2 separate regions of the Homo sapiens genome follow, and region 2 is linked to region 1. Evidence: read pairs that join two places in POLR2A ChIA-PET (ENCODE). Cell type or tissue: endothelial cell of umbilical vein. All regions are shown on one strand. Each heading gives the region's core, and the rest is flanking DNA. Links, peaks and the distances in the headings are about the cores only.

What was found. ChIA-PET counts read pairs that join two places held together with the same protein. Peaks named below come from ENCODE experiments on the same cell type or tissue, not always from the same donor. Only the 100,000 strongest peaks of a DNase experiment are listed, where the experiment ranks them.
Region 2: POLR2A ChIA-PET joins it to region 1 with 8 read pairs; 2 of 35 experiments call an interaction of 5 or more read pairs at or near these places.

The regions. Positions count from the first base shown.
Region 1 is chr15:34,884,021-34,894,100 of GRCh38, reverse strand. It overlaps AQR (aquarius intron-binding spliceosomal factor), which reads left to right. Exons shown (of 35, transcript NM_014691.3): 23 at 328-438; 24 at 3,777-3,886; 25 at 7,440-7,575; 26 at 9,367-9,576. Among named protein-coding and RNA genes, the nearest start is that of AQR, 81 kb to the left of the region's middle. In endothelial cell of umbilical vein, for the core only: no CTCF peak of the experiment used is centred there; no DNase peak of the experiment used is centred there.
Region 2 is chr15:34,947,789-34,957,868 of GRCh38, reverse strand. AQR (aquarius intron-binding spliceosomal factor) reads left to right here. Exons shown (of 35, transcript NM_014691.3): 4 at 4,949-4,984; 5 at 9,485-9,605. Among named protein-coding and RNA genes, the nearest start is that of AQR, 17 kb to the left of the region's middle. In endothelial cell of umbilical vein, for the core only: no CTCF peak of the experiment used is centred there; DNase peaks (open chromatin) are centred at 5,198 and 5,658.

The DNA of each region.
Region 1 (10,080 bases), core at 675-8,674:
TCAGCCATGATTTTTCTAAAATTTTGTCTATGCCATACTCTTTTTCCTTTCTGTCTTAGAATTTGTTGACATGAGTGTTAGACTTGTTAATGTTCTATAGATTCATGAGTCTCTATTTTTTTAATCTTTTTTTCTGTTATTCAGGTTGTGTAGCTTACTGATCTATCTCAAAGTTCACCAACTCTTCTTCTATCCTGTTCATTCTGTTATTGGGCCCATCTACTGAATTTGTTAATTTTATCTTTCAGGTCTGTACTTCACGTTTTCTAACAATGTGTGATAACTGTGATGACTTAGTAGTTTGCTATGTGTTCATCTTCTTTTTAGGTTGTGGGCCCACCTGGTACAGGCAAAACAGATGTGGCAGTTCAGATCATATCCAACATCTACCACAACTTCCCAGAACAGAGGACTCTAATTGTTACTCATTCCAATCAGGTAAATGACTGTGTGTGTGTGTGTGTGTGTGTGTGTGTGTGTGTGTGTGTGTGTGCACGCATGCGCATGCACATGGGTATGCAGGTTAGGGGTTGAGGGGGAGGTAAGTGTGGGACACAATAAGTTCCTCTTCAAGAAATCTAGTTTCATTATTCTTTGTTCTCCATTTTTCTGAGCCTGGCCTACCTGTTCCCTAATATATTCTGGCATGCCTAAGTCTCAGCTGGTTTGTGGCTCACATTCCTTCCCTTATTTGGGAATGCATTAGCTCCTGGTTTCCCGTGAGGACCCCCTCCTCTCCCTTGCTTCCCCATCACGCAGTGACCATATTTAGAAAAGCTTAAGTTTTAGCCAATCGGGGTAGTTTATATTGTGCGGTCTTACTCCAGCCAATGGGGAAAGGACACAGATACAGGGGCTGCATTAGGGATAGAAACCCTTCTCTCCTTTGTTCGGTGTGCTCTTGGCAAACGTGACTGACGCAGGTAGCACCCACCTGCAGAAGTAAATTGCCTTGCTGAGAAAACTTTTTGTCTGAGTGCTGGTTCTTCCTTGCAGCATTGAGCACTTGTTCCTAACATAAGGAAGGAGCAGAGGATTCATGAAATGAATGTATTAATAGATGATTTATCCTTGTATGAAAATCTGATCATAGGTACCACAAAATACCAGGAAAGGCTAATTAGTATAGATGGTCCCTGACTTTTGGTTTGACTTTTATTCTGACCTGTAATATTTTGACTTTATGATGGTGTGAAAGCAATATGAATTCAGCAGAAATTGTACTTCAAGTACCCATACAACCATTCTGTTTATCACTCTTATTTCGCTATTCAATAAATTATATGAGATAGTCAACATTTCAGTATAAAATAGGCACATTGTGTTAGATGATTTTTCCCAGGTATAAGCTAATATATGTGTTCTGAGCATGTTTTACATAGGCTAGGCTAAGCTATGGTGTTCAGTAGGTTAGGTGTGTTAAATGTGTTTTCAACTTAGGATATTTTCAACTTATGATAGATTTATTGGAATGTAACCCCATTGTAAGTTGAGGAGTATCTGCTATTGAGCTACTCTTGGATTATCACTGCTTATAATGAGATGACATTGAGAGATATATAAAAGCAATCTTTTATTTCTACTGGAGAGGGTCAATGTGAAAAAGCTAAGACTATTTGGATATATGGTTAGATATTTGGATTAAATTAAATTGCTATTTTTTCCTTCTACACTAAACTAGAACTTTTACTTGGAGATTATAAGCATTAACCCTTACTGGGAGCATTTTTCTTCATTTAGTAGAATGAATATTCCTGAAAGACTAAGGTCTAAAGTGCATTGATACTGGATTAAATTTCAAATCCATGTGAAATGTACACCTGTATTACATGAAGGGACTGTATTCTACTTTAGTCATTCTGAAGCTGTCAGAAATGAGGGAAGAACAAGTAACATTTATTAGATCTGGTATAAAATGAGACAGGCAACTCTGAGAACATCCTGAAGCATATTATGAAATTTGCATGGTAGTCAAAACCTCTGAAAGTTTTTTCTCGGAGTTTATGTTAACAGTGGTGACTTCAGTTGACCAGTCTTTGAGTTGGTATATACAGAAGCACTGTGTTTTTGGAATGCCAAATATCAGTTACTCTGGTGATCATTAACTTTTAATTTGTAAAGTTTTAAAAATAATACTCTTCAGTTCATTTGCCTGACATATTTTTATATATTTTGAAGTTTATAAATAGTAAACTTATCCAATATACTGAATATATGTTATACATAATTATATAATAACATATTACATAACATATTGGACATAATGCATCTAATATACTGAATTTGTGGGAGTTGAAGGGGGATCAATTTGGACTTTGTCTTGATAAAAGAAACAAATTATGAAAAGAAGTTTTTTTCTTCTGTTTATAAAATTTGTTCTGTAAAAACCTATTGTAAATTCTTAAAATGAACAGAATAATTCATGTGTTGTTTTAACATATTTTTTACTGTTTTGTCATACCTTGATATGGCTTTCTACAGTTATCCTCTACTTTATGATTGATTTGTATAGCACAATCATTGAAAAGATTAATTTGCAAAAATAGACACATAATTCACTGCTTGCTAAACACCTGCCTTGGTTTTTTGAAATTCAAATCATTTCCCTTGATGCCCATCGAATTGATTGTTTTCCTTCAGTTAACTGTTTTGTTTGCCAGATCTTCATTTGCATGTATAATTCAAGTAGTTCTTCAAAATCACTGTAATTCACAATGAAATCATGTAGTTTTTTCTGGGATTATAGTGTGCAAGTTTGTGGGGGTTTTGTTTTTTGTTTTTACTTTTATTCAATCTATGTGGTTCTTGAGTTTGAATAGTGAAGGTTTGGATAGTGAGTAACACCATGTAATCTGCTCTGTTGGGTACTGAGTTTTGGATGATGAGTATCAAGAGTTTGGATAGTGGGGGATTTTTCTGAAAATTTATGTTAAATCTCTTCAGTTTCAGAGCTCAGATTGCTAGAATTTTGATGGTAAAGGATATCTGTATCTACATTATATAACCTAGGTGTTTATAAGACTGGATGCTGACTTCACAGGCAGGGTTGGACTAGTGAAAGTGAGATGTTTGAATGGCGGCTTATTTTTAAATAGTACCTTAATTAGTGAGTCTTTCCATACTATGAAACTTTTGCCTTTCTGTAAAACCTTGTAACTGCGGAAGTTCAGATAATGAATACTAGGATTCGAGGGAACCCTAATTATGAACATTTCACAGATAGAAAGTAGTGACTTTTAAATGACTTTCATCAGAATAGTTTGCAATAAATGAGTGCTCTGCTCTTTATTATATTGAGAACATTAGACTTTCAGACTAAGATTTGAAAGATGCAATTTATGTTTCCACCTTCTGGTCCTCTTAATGTATTCTACCAACACACTCACTGCCTTCTTATTGTCTTTCTCCAACTGCAAAAACTTTTTCAGTTCTCTGTAACCCAAGGAAATGCTGTTGAATGAAATGAAACTCAGTGTGGTTGTTTATTTTAGGAGTTGTTACAACTCGGAAGAAATAGCATCTGAGCCAATGCCTTTCTCGTTTCATAAATTAAAAGCAGATGTTTAATAGGTGGGTGGTTTTATGGTTTCTAGTTATCCATACAGCCAAATAGACATAGATGGCAATATCAGAAATCAATATAAATACTATTTGATTAAATTATAAATGGCCTAATATAAGGCTGATTTCCTTCTGTGTTTCAACTTTGATTCTTTCTAAATGTTAGTTTTTGCTACGTTTAAAGGTGCCGTCACCCTTCTTGCTTTATTGTCTAGGCCCTAAACCAGTTGTTTGAGAAAATCATGGCATTAGACATTGATGAGCGCCACCTACTGCGTCTTGGTCATGGAGAAGAAGAGCTGGAGACAGAGAAAGATTTCAGCAGGTGAGCAAATGGGAGTGAGTAACAGTGTAAAAAAGGATTTTTTATTTTCTTTTCATTTCTTTTATTAAAGAAGAAGAAAGCAATGAATACTGAAACTTAATTCTGAAAGGTTCTAACTTAACTTACTAAGACTATATGTTGAGCTAGAAATATGGTCATGATGTCCCTCAGTTCCAGTTGTGTATGGTTATGCCATTTTGTCTTCAAATATACAATTATGTTAATGAAGAGAATGATCTTGTTAATCTTTTTAACAGATTGCCTTTTGCTTTCTATTTATTGAGGTAATTTTTCATGCTGCCAGTTCAAAACTGTACAACTTTAAATGATTCCTTTTTCACATCTTATTCAGGAATTTAATTTGCATATATTTTAGGTGCCAATTAGGAGGTTGATTTATTTATTGAAATAGAAATTACGGGAGGCTGACGCAGGAGAATCGCTGTAACCCGGGAGGCAGAGGTTGCAGTGAGCCAAGATTGCGCCATTGCATTCCAGCCTGGCGACAGAGCAAGACTCTGTCTCAAAAAAAAAAGAATGCAAATTAGTGATTAATGATAATATAAGCTTTGGGGTTATAAGTATAACTTCAGATGCTTCTTGCCAGTTTGGCTGGACTTTGTTTGATATCACATACTGTAAATTGACTAAAACTTTACAAGTCGGATTTCTTCTGCCATTAGTATTTTAATTTTTTTCATTCAAAGTTGCTTTATAATGTCTCATTTTATTTATATTTAAATCCATTTTTAAAGCCCAATTTTAGATAATAAGCACAATTAACAGCTGGACATATTTAATGTAGCCTTTGGCTATTAAACATGATATTTGATGAATTGATCATAGACATTAAAAGAGTTTTAAATTATTATGTGCATCTATTTTGAGTTCTTGTATTATAGAGCTTACCAAACACTTAGCTTCTAAAAAGTCACTATGTTGCAGAGGGGCAAAGAACAACATGCCATAAGTTATTTAGGGCTCTATATTCTTAATTTCAGATTAGCCAGTAATACTTTTGAATTCATCCCATAGGTATTTCCTCATTTTAAAGCCAACTTACAAAGGTAGGTTAGACTCTAAAATCTAATAATTCAGAATTCAGTGAACATGAAGGTGCTAATAGAATATTTGACTATAATTACAATTATATTGAAGTCGAATTTATGGTTTTTAAAGAATATTAGAATAGGGGTAGAATTTTTACAATGATTTCAGGTACCACCAAATTTGTTAGAAAAAATGTACTTTTAAATTCTGACACATAACCTAGATATTGTTAGTTTGCATATTTGATTGGACATATTCTTTTTCTCTTACAATTAAAAAGAAAAATTATGACTATTGTTTCACAATAAAAGTAGCATCACTTTCTCTGAAGAAAAAAATTGTAAAATCTGGTGAAGTTGTAGAGAAGGAGTGGTTATCCATAATTACACTATCCTAAAACAACTTTTTGCTAGTCTTTTTCTGTAATGCTGTTATTTGTAATTTTTATGTTGCTTTTTTTGTTTTTTTGAGACAGAGTTTCACTTTGTTGCCCAGGCTGGAGTGCAGTGGCACCGTCTCAGCTCACTGCAACCTCCGCTTCCTGGGTTCAAGCAATTCTCCTGCCTCAGTCTCGTGAGTAGCTGGGATTACAGGTACCCACCACCAAGCCTGGCTGATTTTTTTTGTATTTTAGTAGAGACGGGGTTTCACCATGTTGCCCAGGCTGGTCTTGAACTCCTGAGCTCAGGCAATCCATCTTGGCCTCCCAAAGTGCTAGGATTACAGGCGTGTGCCACCGCGCCCAGCCTTATGTTGCTTTTTAAAAATAATTCTTTATCTTTTAAGTGTAATAATGTACTAATTGAGCAGATAGTAGAGTTTAATTGTACTGTATATTGCTTTTATTTATTTATTTATTTATTTATTGGGACAGAGTCTCACTCTGTCACCCAGGCTGGAGTGTAGTGGTATGATCTCGGTTCACTGTAAACTCTGTCTCCTGGGTTCAAGGGATTCTCATGCCTCAGCCTCCTGAGTAGCTGGGATTACAGGCGCCCACCACCACACCTGGCTAATGTTTGTATTTTTAGTAGAGACGGGGTTTTGCCATGTTGGCCAGGCTAGTCTTGAACTCCTGACCTCAAGTGATCTGCCTGCCTCGGCCTCCCAAAGTGCTGGGATTACAGGCGTGAGCCACCGTGCCCGGCCTGTTGCTTTTTAAGTTTAACATTACTTCACAAAAATTTTGGCATTTTATTAACAGAGTCTGTAAGCATTCCTGATTTTTTTCTCATTAACGAAGTGTTCATTGTAGATAAAAGTTTATAGATAAGCAAGCAGAAAAAAGTTATCTGCCATATGTTTATATCCTTCCAAGTTGAAAAATTCTTCAAGCATAGATCATGTTTTAGATCTCTTTTTTGTTCTTAATCATCCCTTGCTACCTCAAATGTGAATCTCTGAACTACAGACAGCTAGGAACATGACTTCTTCTTTTGTTGAGTCTTTAAACATGGGAACAACAGTGATTGATTAAATTATTTTAGTCTTATTTTAAGCATTAAAGGGTTATGGGAGACCCTTTGTTGTTGTGGTGTTGTGAAAAGAATGTGCATAGAATTTGGGATCTAATTCTGGTTCCACTACTTTCTTCCCTAACTGTGTGTTTTCGGACAAGGTACTCTCCAAACTTCAGTTTTCTTACTGATTCAGCAAACATTAAGAACCTGCTAGGTTTGGGTGCCAAGTTATGTATTGGGATATGTAGATGACAGAGATAATCAAAAACATTTAAAAATTACTTTTCAAAGCCTTTAGATCTAATCTACTTTTATGTAGTGTAAAACAGTGCTGTTTGAAGCAGCCAGTTTGTGAACTTACATGTTCTTGGTCTGTGATGAAATGAACTAGCACCAGAATGCACTGTCCTGCTTTCTTCTTTGTGAAAGTGTCTTGCTGTGAAAAGAAAGATTGAGAGCTGAACTAAATGGTGTATTTGGTGATGTAGTTGACTTTCCCTCCTCCTAGACCAGTAACACCCTTGCAGATCAATACTGTTCCATGGAGTATACTCTAAGTAGCTTTTTCTTTTTTTTTTTTGAGACGGAGTCTTGCTTTGTCGCCCAGGCTGGAGTGCAGTGGCGCCATCTCTGCTCACTGCAAGCTCCGCCTCCCAGGTTCACGCCATTCTCTTGCCTCGGCCTCCCAAGTAGCTGGGACTACAGGTGCCCGCCACCATGCCCGGCTAATTTTTTTGTATTTTTAGTAGAGACAGGGTTTCACCATGTTAGCCATGATGGTCTCGATCTCCTAACCTCATGATCTGTCCGCCTCAGCCTCCCCGAAGTGTTGGGATTACAGGCGTGAACCACCGTGACCCACCTACTTTAAGTAGCTTTTGTGTAAAGTAACCCAAGAACTACCACCAATAGTTAAATAGAAGCCATATCTTCTAGTTTTTTTTCCTCTTCTTTGCTATTATGATTTTCTTGAATTTTGCTGATTGTTTCCTTCAAAGTCTCTTTATTACAGTTTTGTCATTTTGCCTAATTGAAATGTCTAGGTATGGAAGAGTTAATTATGTTCTGGCTCGAAGAATAGAACTTTTAGAAGAAGTCAAACGATTGCAAAAGAGTCTAGGGGTTCCAGGAGATGCCTCATATACCTGTGAAACTGCAGGCTATTTCTTCTTATACCAGGTAAGATATTAAGGGTTTTTGAATCATACTTCATCATAATATGAACCCCAGTTGGAAGCTGGAATGAGTTCTTGTGATCCTTCATGAAAGCTTATTTTTTTGAGTAGATTAGAATGTATGGTATTGCAAGTGCTATATTTATGAATGTTAAGTGTATTTTGTATTATCTTCAGTTTTCTTTTCTAAATAACTTTGCTTGATGACTCATTCTGTGAAAGACCAATGTTGCTACTTTTTACATTTTTTTCTTTCTATTGGCAAAGTTCTAGTCACTCTTTTTTCTTTTTTTACTGTAGAAATACAACTAAATAAATATTCTAGCTAGCCAGTGGCAACAAAGTACAGTTAACTTTTATTGTATACATTAATCAACTAATGAAGGAAAACATTCTTCCTTCAAATTTCCAGAAATAAATTATGTCTTACAACTAATTGCACAGTGGGTCTTGAAGTTAAAGGCTTCTGACTTCAACATAAAGATGTACTTTTACTTTTGTTAGGGTAAATTTTGGAAGTGTGAAAACCAATGAGAAATAGCCAAATAAAGTGAATAAAACTAAACTTTAATAGTCAGTTGGATTATTAATAATTTTAAATGGACTAGGACATAATTGGCTAATGAAGATTTTTGTATAACTTCATTTGTTCTCTTTGTTCTAATGCCAATTGTATATTTTAGATATAAATTATAATATTGTAAGCTCATTGTAAGTGGATATCACAAACCAATTAAGTCCATTCAAAATGAGCAGCTTTCATGGTTTCTTGTGAAGCAGGGAAAATACATAATATAGTCTACATTAGATTCAAGACTGTTTAGGACTTGCATAAAGGAGTAAAGATCAGCTTAAATGCTTTTTTGACACAAAATTACTTGGCTTTCAGTGAAAATAATGTTTAAAAGTGGGAAAAATAACCTATAAATTAAGAAGGTTTATGTAATAAATTTGGGAAGAATGAACTTGAGGCTTCACAGTGTAAATTGGCAGTTTTCAACATTTAAGAATCATATCAGGAAAGTTGTTTACGAGTTAAATTCCCTAGCCCTTGTTCCTATAGCTTCTCATTCAATAGAGGTGGAATCCAGGAATCCACATTTTTATTTAGCTCCTCAGATATTTTGCATAAGGACTACACTTTTGAGAAACACTGAGATAGTAACAGAAAAAGACCTGGGAGAGTTACAGAAATTGAGGTTACATAGTAACTGGCTGGTAGACGCATAGCTAACATTATACAAAGTAATTGAACTATAATCACAAAAGTCATAAGATAAGCTTTCAAATACACACTCAGCTTAACCAGACGTTCTTTATAAATGTTCTAAAAAACTGACAGAGGGTTGACAAGTGCCAAATTGATTAAAAAGCTGCTAAAGCTGAACTTACCATATATGGAGAGAAACAGAGATGAAAAAAATGAGCAATTTCTTTGTCCAGAGAGCTTTCTTTCCTTTACATTTCTTTTAAGCGTTAATAATAAACTCTCTTGAGTTACGTGGAGAATCTGAACTGTCGGAGTTAGAGTTCTATGAGATGATGTTAAGGCTCTTTCCAGTTTGTAGAAATTTGTTATTAAAGAGCCTTTTTTTCTCCAAAGACAAGGTTACTTTTATAACAGAAGAGCAATCTGTCAGTTACAGGAATGAAGAATAGTTATATTGGATCAAAGATTGAATTTCTTTTTTTTTCTTTTTCACCTAGCAGATCTTGTTTTTATAAGATTTATTCATTTTATGCTTTAAAACATCATAATTAGCTGGCAGTTAACTTCAAGTCCTTTTTTCTACAGGTAATGTCTCGCTGGGAAGAGTATATCAGCAAAGTGAAAAATAAAGGTAGTACATTGCCAGATGTTACGGAAGTCTCCACTTTCTTCCCTTTCCATGAATACTTTGCAAATGCTCCTCAACCCATTTTTAAAGGAAGATCTTATGAAGAAGACATGGAAATTGCTGAAGGATGTTTCAGGCATATTAAGAAAATCTTTACGCAGCTTGAGGTAAGGATTCTCAAGTTCTTTGAACTTCCCTTTAGTGGTTTTTAATTTAGTTTAGTTTTTTTTTGAAGTAAATGTGAAATATTCAAATCTTTTGTTTTTTTGTTTTTTTGTTTTTTTTTGAGACGGAGTCTTGCCCTGTTGCCCAGGCTGGAGTGCAGTGGCATGATCTTGGCTCACTGCAACCTCCACCTCCCAGGTTCAGGCGATTCTCCTGCCTCAGCTTCCGAGCAGCTGGGATTACAGGTGCACACCACCATGCCCAGCTAATTTTTGTATTTTTAGTAGAGACAGGGTTTCACCATGTTGGCCAGGCTGGTCTCGAACTCCTGACCTCAAGTTATCTGCTCGCCTCTGCCTCCCAAAGTGCTGAGATTACAGGTGTGAGCCACCACACCCGGCCCAAAATATTCAAATCTTAGAAATTAGATTAATTTTAAGTAAGATATAAATTGGATCCTTATTCTGGCTTTCCTGATGTAAAGGTCTTAGTATTTTTGAGAAAGG
Region 2 (10,080 bases), core at 1,445-9,444, 63 kb before region 1:
TCTTGGCACTTTTAACAGTCGTTTTCTTATCTTGGACACGTTTTTTATTATTATTTTTTAATTTTTTTGTTTTTTATGTTTTTTTATGTTTTATGTTTTTTCATGTTTATGTTTTTTGTTTTATTATTATTATTATTATTATTTTTATGTTTTTTTTATGTTTTTTTGAGACGGAGTTTCGATCTTGTTGCCCAGGCTGGAGTGCAATGGTGCAGTCTCGGCTCACCGCAACCTCCACCTCCCAGGTTCAAGTGATTCTCCTGCCTCAGCCTCCCGAGTAGCAGGGATTACAGGCATGCTCCACCACGCCTGGCTAATTTTATATTTTTAGTAGAGACGGGGTTTCTCCACGTTTGTCAGGCTGTCACTCCCGAACTCAGGTGATCCGCTTGCCTCGGCCTCCCAAAGTGCTGGGATTACAGGTGTGAGCCACCACGCCTGGCCTACATTTTTTATTTCCAAGTACACTTCTGTAACACATAAACTATAGTATGTATTTAAAAATTTAACATGGTGAAACCCCGTCTCTACTAAAAATACAAAAATCAGCTGGGTGTGGTGGCACGCATCTGTAATCCCAGCTACTCGAGAGACTGAGGCAGGAGAATCGCTTGAACCCGGGAGGTGGAGGTTGCAGTGAGCTGAAATTGTGCCACTCTACTCCAGCCTGGGCGACAGAGCAAGACTCCGTCTGAAAAAAGAAAAAAAAAATTTAAATGACCAGTTTTTTAGGCTAGGTCCTGAGGAAATTATTTTGCTGAGCTATGTGCTCACGGCATTTTCAGTATTGGGGGAATGGCTTGATGTAACAGCCATGTTACTGTATGGTACATTACACAATTGATTCATATTTGCTGTTCTTGCCATTATCAGATTTGGCAGGCTTATCTTAATGAATTCTTCATCCAAGTTTGATTTTAAAAATATTTGAAAAATAATAGTTAAGTGCTTACTATGTGCCAGATTCTGCTGTAAGCACCTTGCATTCTGCTCTAAGCATCTAGCTCATTTATTCCCACAACAACCCTGTAACACTATTATTGTCCTCATTTTATGGATGAGGAAACTGAAGTGGATAGGTTAAATAACTTGCCCAAGATGTTTCCCAGTATTTAGAGGCACACCAGGTATTGAATCCTGGTTCCCTGGTTCTTTTTTTTTTTTTTTTTTTTCTGACTTCTTACTGAATATTCTGTTCTGTTCTTTTATTTTTTTGAGATGGAGTTTCACCCTTATTGCCCCAGGCTGGAGTGCAGTGGCGCAATCTCAGCTCACTGCCACCTCCGCCTCCTGGGTTCCAGCGATTCTCCTGCCTCAGCCTCCTGAGTAGCTGGGATTACAAGCATGTGCCACCATGCCTTGCTAATTTTTTGTAGTTTTAGTAGAGAAAGTGTTTCACCATGTTGGCCAGGCTAGTCTCGAACTCCTGACCTCAGGTGATCCGCCCACCTCGGCCTCCCAAAGTGCTGGGATTACAGGTGTGAGCCACCACACCCGGCCTTGAATACTCTGTTCTTAAATAAGAGTCCTTTGCCTTCTAGAAACCTCTTAACTAGTACACTCCGGTATGATGTTTAATCCTGTTATGAACCAACTAAGTGGTTTTTATGCTTTCAAAAAGGGTGATTTACAGAGTAATTTACTTTTCCCAAAGTGCTTATTTTTATTTGAAATGTATGGACTCTTTTATTATGAAATGTAACACAGAAAACAGCATGAAACAAATGTATAGCCTTACGAATTATAGTAATAATTCATAACCACCACCTAGGCTGAAAAACTCCACGAACATTGTCGGTGTTCCAGAAGCTCTCTGCTTGTTTCTTTTTTTTATCATTATAATATGTAAGTATGCAAACAAGAACACTATAATTTTGGTTCTTTTTCAACTTTAAATAAATAAATAGAATCACACACTATGTACTCTTTTGTGGCTGGCTTCATTTTTTTTTTTTTTTTTGAGATGGAGTTTCGCTGTTGTCACCAGGCTGGAGTGCAGTGGCATGATCTCGGCTCACTGCAACCTCCGCCTCCCAGCTTCGAATGATTCTCCTGCCTCAGCCTCCCTAGAAGTTGGGATTACAGGTGCCCGCCACCACGCCTAGCTAATTTTTTGTATTTTTAGTAGAGACGGGGTTTCGCCATGTTGGCCAGGCTGGTCTCTAACTCCTGACCTCAGGTAATCTGTATGCCTCGGCCTCCCAAAGTGCTGGGATTACAGACGTGAGCCACTGTGCCTGGCGTAGCTGGCTTCTTTTGTTCACTGTTATTACTTGTTGTTTTAATCATCTGCTTAACAGATCTGGAAGTAGGTAGCTCAGAAGTTAATAATGTCAAGGCCCTTGTCAATCTTGTCAAAAGGTTTTATTGATTTTTTCCGTATGGTTGTGGTGGGGCTGCCACAGCTCCAGACCTCGTATTTCACATAGTCGTCTGAAAAGAGGAGGTTGTTGGGATAGGGGGGAATGTAATAGAAAAGAACTCTCATTTGTGTGGCCCCTTCTCTTTTTCTTATCATATTTAATGATACAGTAATAGATCCAGTTTATCATACATAAATTATTCAACTTTGGAAGGATTTAATGAAATGCACGTTAAGTCCTTGGCACAGTGTCAGGCATAATGCATGCTCTCAGTAAATATTGGTAACTTAAAAAAATAACCATCCAAATATCCTTCAAATTATTTATATTTGTGATTATTGTTTGTAACTTTTCATACTTATTATTTATTTATTTATTATTTTGAGACGGAGACTCACTCTGTCACCTGGGCTGGAGTGCAGTGGCGCAATCTCAGCCCACTGCAACCTCCGCCTCCTGGGTTCAAGCAATTCTCCTGTCTCAGCCTCCTGAGTACCTGGAACTACAGGCACACACCACCACACCTGGCTAATTTTTTGTATTTTAGTAGAGACGGGATTCCACCGTGTTGTCCATGCTGGTCTCGAACCCCTGAGCTCAGGCAGTCCACCCTCCTTGGCCTCCCAAAGTTTAGGATTACAGGCGTGAGCCACCATGCCCGGCCTTCCATACTTATCTTTAAAATTCTTCTGACATGGTGTCTAGTTCATAGACCTGTTTTTTTTAATCTTACAAGTACACTTTCAGTTAAGCTGTTCACTTTATCTGTCTCAGAGAGTTCATTGGCAAAAGTATAAAACTCCAAATTTAATAAATACCACTGAGATTGCTAGAAGAGGAATTGAATGTTTTTCAGACTGCTTTTGCTTTATTTTGACTTACCAAGAGTTATTTTTCAAGGCCAGGCATGGTGGCTCATGCCTGTAATCCCAGCACTTTGGGAGGCTGAGGTGGGAGGATTACTTGAGCCCAGGAGTTTGAAACCAGTCTGGGCAACATAGTGAGACTTCATCTCTACTAAAAATCAAAAAAATTAGCTGGACGTGGTAGCACATGCCTGTAGTCTCAGCTACTTGAGAGGCTGAAGTGGGAGGATTGCTTGAGCCTGGGAGATTGAGACTACAGTGAGCTATGTTTGTGCCACTGTACTCTAGCCTGGGCAATAGAGCAAGCTCTGCCTCAGAAAAAAAAAAAGACTTATTTTTCACTTGTCTAGTTATCATAAAGGAAAGTTGGCTGCTCTACCATTTTTATACATGAGGAAACTGAATTGCAGAATGTTTAAAAGACGTCAGGTGTGGTAGCTCACGCCTGTAATCCTAGCATTTTTGGAGGCTGAGGTGGGTGGATCACCTGAGCTCAGGAGTTCGAGACCAACCTGGACAACATGGGGAAACCCCTATCTCTACTAAAAATACAAAACATTTGCCAGGTGTGGTGGCACGTGACTGTAATCCCAGCTACTCAAGAGTCTGAGGCACAAGAATTGCTTGAGCCTGGGAGGCGGAGGTTGCAGTGTACCGAGATCGTGCCACTGCACTCTAGTGTGGGCGATGGAGCAAGACTCTGTCTCAGTAAAAAAGAAAAAAATAAACAAAATGTTTAAAAGACATTGTCAAAGTAACACTGAGTCATTACTAGAACACTGGTATTCTATCTTATGAGCCAGGATTTTCTGTCTTTTATCATGAGGTCCTATTTGTGACTGAAGAAATTTAATGTAGAGTTTTGTGTATAGTGGGCAGTGAGTGAATTCTGTTGTCTAACATACAGTTAATTCAAGTGAAATGTCTGCAGTTGGAGATTTAGAGTGTGTCACTCAAGATGGCCTATCCACTTAGCATCTTGGCTGCCTGTAGAAGCCAGTACTTTGGCAATATTCTGTCTTTTGCATAGTAAAAACCTTCATTTCATTCTCACTAAAGTTTTGTGACATTGCATGCTCAGTGAAACTATGTAAGAGATCAGAAATCAGTGGAATAGGATTTTTGACAGGATAGTGGTTTCCTGGGGCATTATAAATTCATAATACATGTATTTTTAATTTTCAAAGCTGGAAACAATTATCTAGTGACAGTGTTCTGATCTATTTCCAATATTATAAAACGATAAAGCTAAATTAGTGGCCATTTGTGTCTGCTTCGGGACAGCGTAAGTATGTTTGGGACAAACATGACTATATCATTGTTTATTCATATAAAACAAAGTAATTCTATTTAAAAAAGACAGTATATTAAAGACAAATATCTGATATTTCCTCCACAATATTTTAGTATTTTAAGCTCACTGTCAACACTAAGAAGCAAGTGAAACGTCTGATTTTCACATTTGCAATATAGATATGTGTCCTGCGTGCTTTTAGGAAGGCATGACTCTAGCAAAGTGTTTCCATTTGAGTATTAAATGAAAACATGTTGGTCAGTGCTTAAGAAGTTGAACTGACATTAGAAGTTGTGATCTGATATTATGAATTTTGATAGATGGGTTAATATGGAAACAAAACATCCCTAAATGCATTTGTGTTAATAACTCTGAAACGTTTGTATTCTCTATTTTAAACATTTTATTTATTTTTATGTTTTCAGGTTTGCTATTAGAAAGATAATGCTCTTGGAATTTAGGTAAGTTATAAGGCATTCCATTGATGAAAGAGATAATGTGATTTCAGTTTTAGCTAAATTTTCTGTGTTATTTCTGTGAGTCACTAAGAAAATCTAAATTTGTGAAGATTTATATTTCTGTGATTGGCTTATTTTGGAATATGTATATGATAGCCTTTGTTTTCAAAGATGATGGCCCATTGCCAGAATAGCTTGTGTTTTGATTTGTTTCTTACTTGTTAAGCTAGCATGTGGTGAATAATTTCTGAACTCAAACTTGGTTTCTGTAGTGATCAGTGGAAATAAATTAGAGTGTGTTCTATAGCCACTTTTTCTCCCTGCCAAGCTAAAATGTTATCATCAAGGTAACATTGTTCCAGTCTAGCTACTAGTAATATAAATATTTCAGACAAAAGATAATGTATGATTTTTAGATTGCAAAGGTAGATTAGATTATGTTGCAACCAGATGTAGCCAGTATGCTGAAAATAAGAGCCAGGATTGTTGTTGATGATAGTTACATTTACCATTTCTCAAACAGAACACCAGTTTTGTGCTCACCACAGTGTTAAGCATTTTACATACAGAGTACTCACAACAATCCTGTGAAGTAAGTACTATCCTCTGTATTTACTGGAAACAGAAGCTGAGATCAGAGAGGTTAAATTCTTTGCTCTAAGTAATTGGCAGAGCTGGGATACCAATGTCTGATGCCAAAGCTCATGGTTTTCCACTTCTCTACACTTCCTTGACATCTGGTTTACATCAGAGGTCAGGGCCTCTGTGTTAATAATTGTTACTCCTACATACACATTTGATCCTTACAAAAAAAATGACATGAAGTAGATGGTCTTATCGTTTTTCTAGAGGGAAATTGAAATTTATTATTATGAATTAACTAGTAAGTTGAGTGCCTCCTGTATCCTAAGGACTGTATTATTATTAAATGATCTTATTTAATCCTGACAACAACACCAGTAAGATCTTCCTTATTTTGTAGGGGAGAAAACTGAGGCTAGAAACTGGACCCATCTCGCCCTGAGATAAATATGCTCTTTCCATCATATCGTGCCTCCTTTCAAGAAGACAGATTAAAATCAAGAGGCTACCAATATGCAGTTAGAATTAACCAGAATTCTAGAGTCCAGAAACCAAGAGAATGGCAGGAACTGAAGGAGAAAGCAACAAAACAGATTGAAAGCATCAATGACAGTGAATTTTTTTTTTTTTTTTTTTTTGAGACAGTCTCGCTCTGTTGCCAGGCTGGAGTGCAGTGGCACGATCTCGGCTCACTGCAACCTCCACTTCCCGGGTAGAAGCGATTCTCCTGCCTCAGCCTCCTGAGTAGCTGGGATTACAGGTGTGCGCCATCACGCCTGGCTAATTTTTGTATTTTTAGTAGAGACGAGGTTTCACCATGTTGGCCAGGATGGTCTCGATTTCTTGAACTTGTGATTGCCTGCCTCGGCTTCCTAAAGTGCTGGGATTACAGGCATGAGCCACCGCACCCAGCTGACAGTGAAAAATTTTTAATAGCTGAAAAAGTCAGTTGTTACCTTTCAGGAACTCTTATTTAATTTTATGTGACAATATCATTTTCCCTGGGCCAACTTCCAAACATAACCAGTCTAAAGTTTGTTGTAGAGAGTAATTGATGGTTTCTTGCTAAACTGGAAAGTAAGATGGCATGGAGAAGGTAGCTGGATATAGGGAAGTGAACTGAGAAAAGGGTTTCCATGGATGAAAATCATTAGAGGAAGGCATTATTTTATATCAGTATTGTATAGAATTTGCTGCAATTGCTGAAATAGGATCAGGAAGTTATTGAACAAATCCTTAAGTCTGAAGAAAAGAGATGTAGTTTGGAGTCAGGACCATACCTGTGTAATCAGGCAAATCATTGACTCTCATTACCTCAGTTTTCTCATCTAAGAGATTTTAAGATAGGTTTGGAATTTGCTGTGTAGTCAGATAACACCCAAGATAAGACTTTACTCTTAAAAACTGTGGCAAGCCAGTGACATCTGTGGGACATCTGGCAGAAACAGTTATAAAGATACTCTGGAAGCATATGTATTCCAACTATACTGCAGAAAACTCTATAAATAAAACCTTGGTAAAGGTGAGTTTATACTCCCAAATTACAGAGCACATTAGGGTAATATTCTCTACTATAAGCAAGAGTGAACAGCAGAGAACAAATATTTCCCCCCTGCCCCCACCACCAAGAACTTCAGATAATTAAATAATTGATACACACTGTCAAGTCATTATGTTTAAAATTATTATTGGCATAAGAGAAGAAATATAATATGTGAGAAAGAAACAAGATACTAAAAATGGATAGACGTGGGGGAGGGAAATGGAGATAAAAAATCACTGAAATTTAAAAACTCAATTAGCAAAATAAATAACATGTTAGACGCAGGTAAAGAAGGAATTAATGAACTAGAAAATAGATCTGAGGGAATGAACTAGAAAATAGATCTGAGAGAATTAACTAGAAAATAGCAAAGAGGGCCGGGAGTGGTGGCTTACACCTGTAATCCCAGCACTTTGGGAGGCCAAGGCGGGTGGATCACAAGGTCAAGAGATCGAGACCATACTGGCCAACATGGTGAAACCCTGTCTCTACTAAAAATACAAAAATTAGCTGGGTGTGGTGGCACATGCCTGTAATCTCAGCTACTCAGGAGGCTGAGGCAGGAGAATTGCTTGAACCCAGGAGGCAGAGGTTGCAGTGAGCCGGGATTATGCCATTGCACTCCAGCCTGGCAACAGAGTGAGACTCCATCTCAAAAAAAAAAAAAAAAAAAAAAAAGGAAAATAGCAAAGAGAAGTAAAAATGAAAAATACGAAAGGAAAATAAGGTATGTGGAGGCTAGAATGAGAAGGCTTAGTAGGAGTTTCAGAAGATTTTTTTTTTTTTTTTTAGTTTTGGAGATGGGGTCTCACTCTGTTGCCCACATTGGAGTACAGTGGCACAGTCATGGCTCACTGCAACCTCAACCCCCTAGGCCCAAGTGATCCTCCTACCTCAGCCTCCTGAGTAGTTGGGACCACAGGTGTGCACCATTACACCTGGCTAGTGGTTTTTTTTTTTTTTTTTTTAATAGAGATAAGGTCTCACTATGTTGCCCAGGCTGGTCTCAAACTCCTGGGCTCAAGCAGTCCACCCACTTTGGCCTCCCAAAGTACTGGGATTACAGGTGTCAGCCACCACACCTGGCCTCATTTTGTTTTAGAACTGATGTTTGTCAGGTATTTTTGGGTTTTCCTTTTTTTTTTTTTTTTTTTTTTGTGACGGAGTCTCACTGTTGCCAGGCTGGAGTGCAGTGGCGCGATGTTGGCTCACTGCAATCTCCGCCTCCCGGGTTCAAGTGATTCTCCTGCCTCAGCCTCCTGAGTAGCTGGGACTATAGGCACACGCCACCATGCCCAGCTAATTTTTGTATTTTTAGTAGAGATGGGGTTTCACCATGTTGGCCAGGATGGTCTCGATCTCTTGACCTCATGATCTGCCTGCCTCGGCCTCCCAAAGTGCTGGGATTGCAGGCGTGAGCCACTGTGCCTGGCCAACTTTTACTTTAAGAAGAGCCTTAAAGTTAAAGGCCCAGTGTAGTGGCTCATGCCTGTAATCCCAGCACTTTGGGAGGCTGAGGTGGGTGGATCGATCCTGAGGTTGGGAGTTCAAGACCAGCCTGACCAACATGGAGAAACCCCGTCTCTACTAAAAATACAAAAAATTAGCCGGGCGTGGTGGCACATTCTTGTAATCCCAGCTACTCAGGAGGCAGAGGCAGGAGAATTGCTTGAATCCGGGAGGTGGAGGTTGCTGTGAGCCAAGATTACGCCATTGTACTCCAGTCTGGGCCACAAGAGCAAAACTCCGTCTCAAAAAAACAAAAAAAAAGCCTTAAGTAAGGGAATATCCGGTGGTTTGGTGGTGATAATTATGTATGTTGGCAACGTTTGATACCTTTTTATTTGAATTTATAGGACTGTCATTCTCCAAAGCTGTATTTTCTATATATAAATTTGTAGCTGGTAGCAGTGACCTAGACTGCAGGTAAATTTGTGGAGGATTCCAAGTTTTTTTTTTTTTTTTTGAGATGGAGTCTAGCTCTGTTGGCCAGGCTGGAGTGTAGTGGCGCAATCTCAGCTCACTGCATCTTCTTCCCGGGTTCAAGTGATTCTCCTGCCTCAGCCCCCTGAGTAGCTGGGATTACAGGCGTGTGCCACCATACCCAGCTAATTTTTGTATTTTTAGTAGAGATGGGGTTTCACCATATCACAACTCCTGACCTCAAGTCAGGAGTTGACCTCCACCCGTCTCGGCCTCCCAAAGTGCTGGGATTACAGGCATGAGCTACCACACCCAGCCAAGGATTCCAAGTTATAAATAGAGATTTCCAAAATATTTTCAGAAAGTTGTAAATAATTATGCTTTTCTGGGTGAGTTATGTATTACAGTGAGTGGTGGTAACTAATGAAGTATTCTATGCTTTTTACTCTTTACAGCCAGTATCTTGAAAATTATCTCTGGATGAATTATTCTCCTGAGGTATCTAGCAAGGCCTATTTAATGTCAATCTGCTGTATGGTGAATGAGAAGTTTAGAGAAAACGTGCCTGCATGGGAGGTAACTGATTTAAAGTACTTCATAGCTTTCATACTGACCCACATAAGCCATTACAAAGTGGCAGAACTTTTACTGATAGTGGTGCTTTTAGAGCAGAACTTTACCCAGTAATAAAGCAAATATTGAGAAAAAGAATGGGTATGTGAAAGATATGTTTTCTTTTGGTTTCAATACTTTCTTCAAACGATTTAATAATTTACTATGAATTGAAAATTTATGAATGTGAGTTATTTTTCTGCTTTGTGTTTGAAACAAAGAATGGTATATGTTATAACAACTTACATCAGGAGCTGGCAAAATGGAAATTATATTAATAAGTACAAATAGGCTGAGTGCTGTCACTCATGCCTATAATCCTGCACTTGGAAAGCTGAGGTGGGAGGATTGCTCGAAGCCAGGAGTTCAAGACCAGCCTGGGCAACAAAGCAAAAACTTGTTTCTTTAAAAAAAGAAAAAATTAGCCAGGCATGGTGGC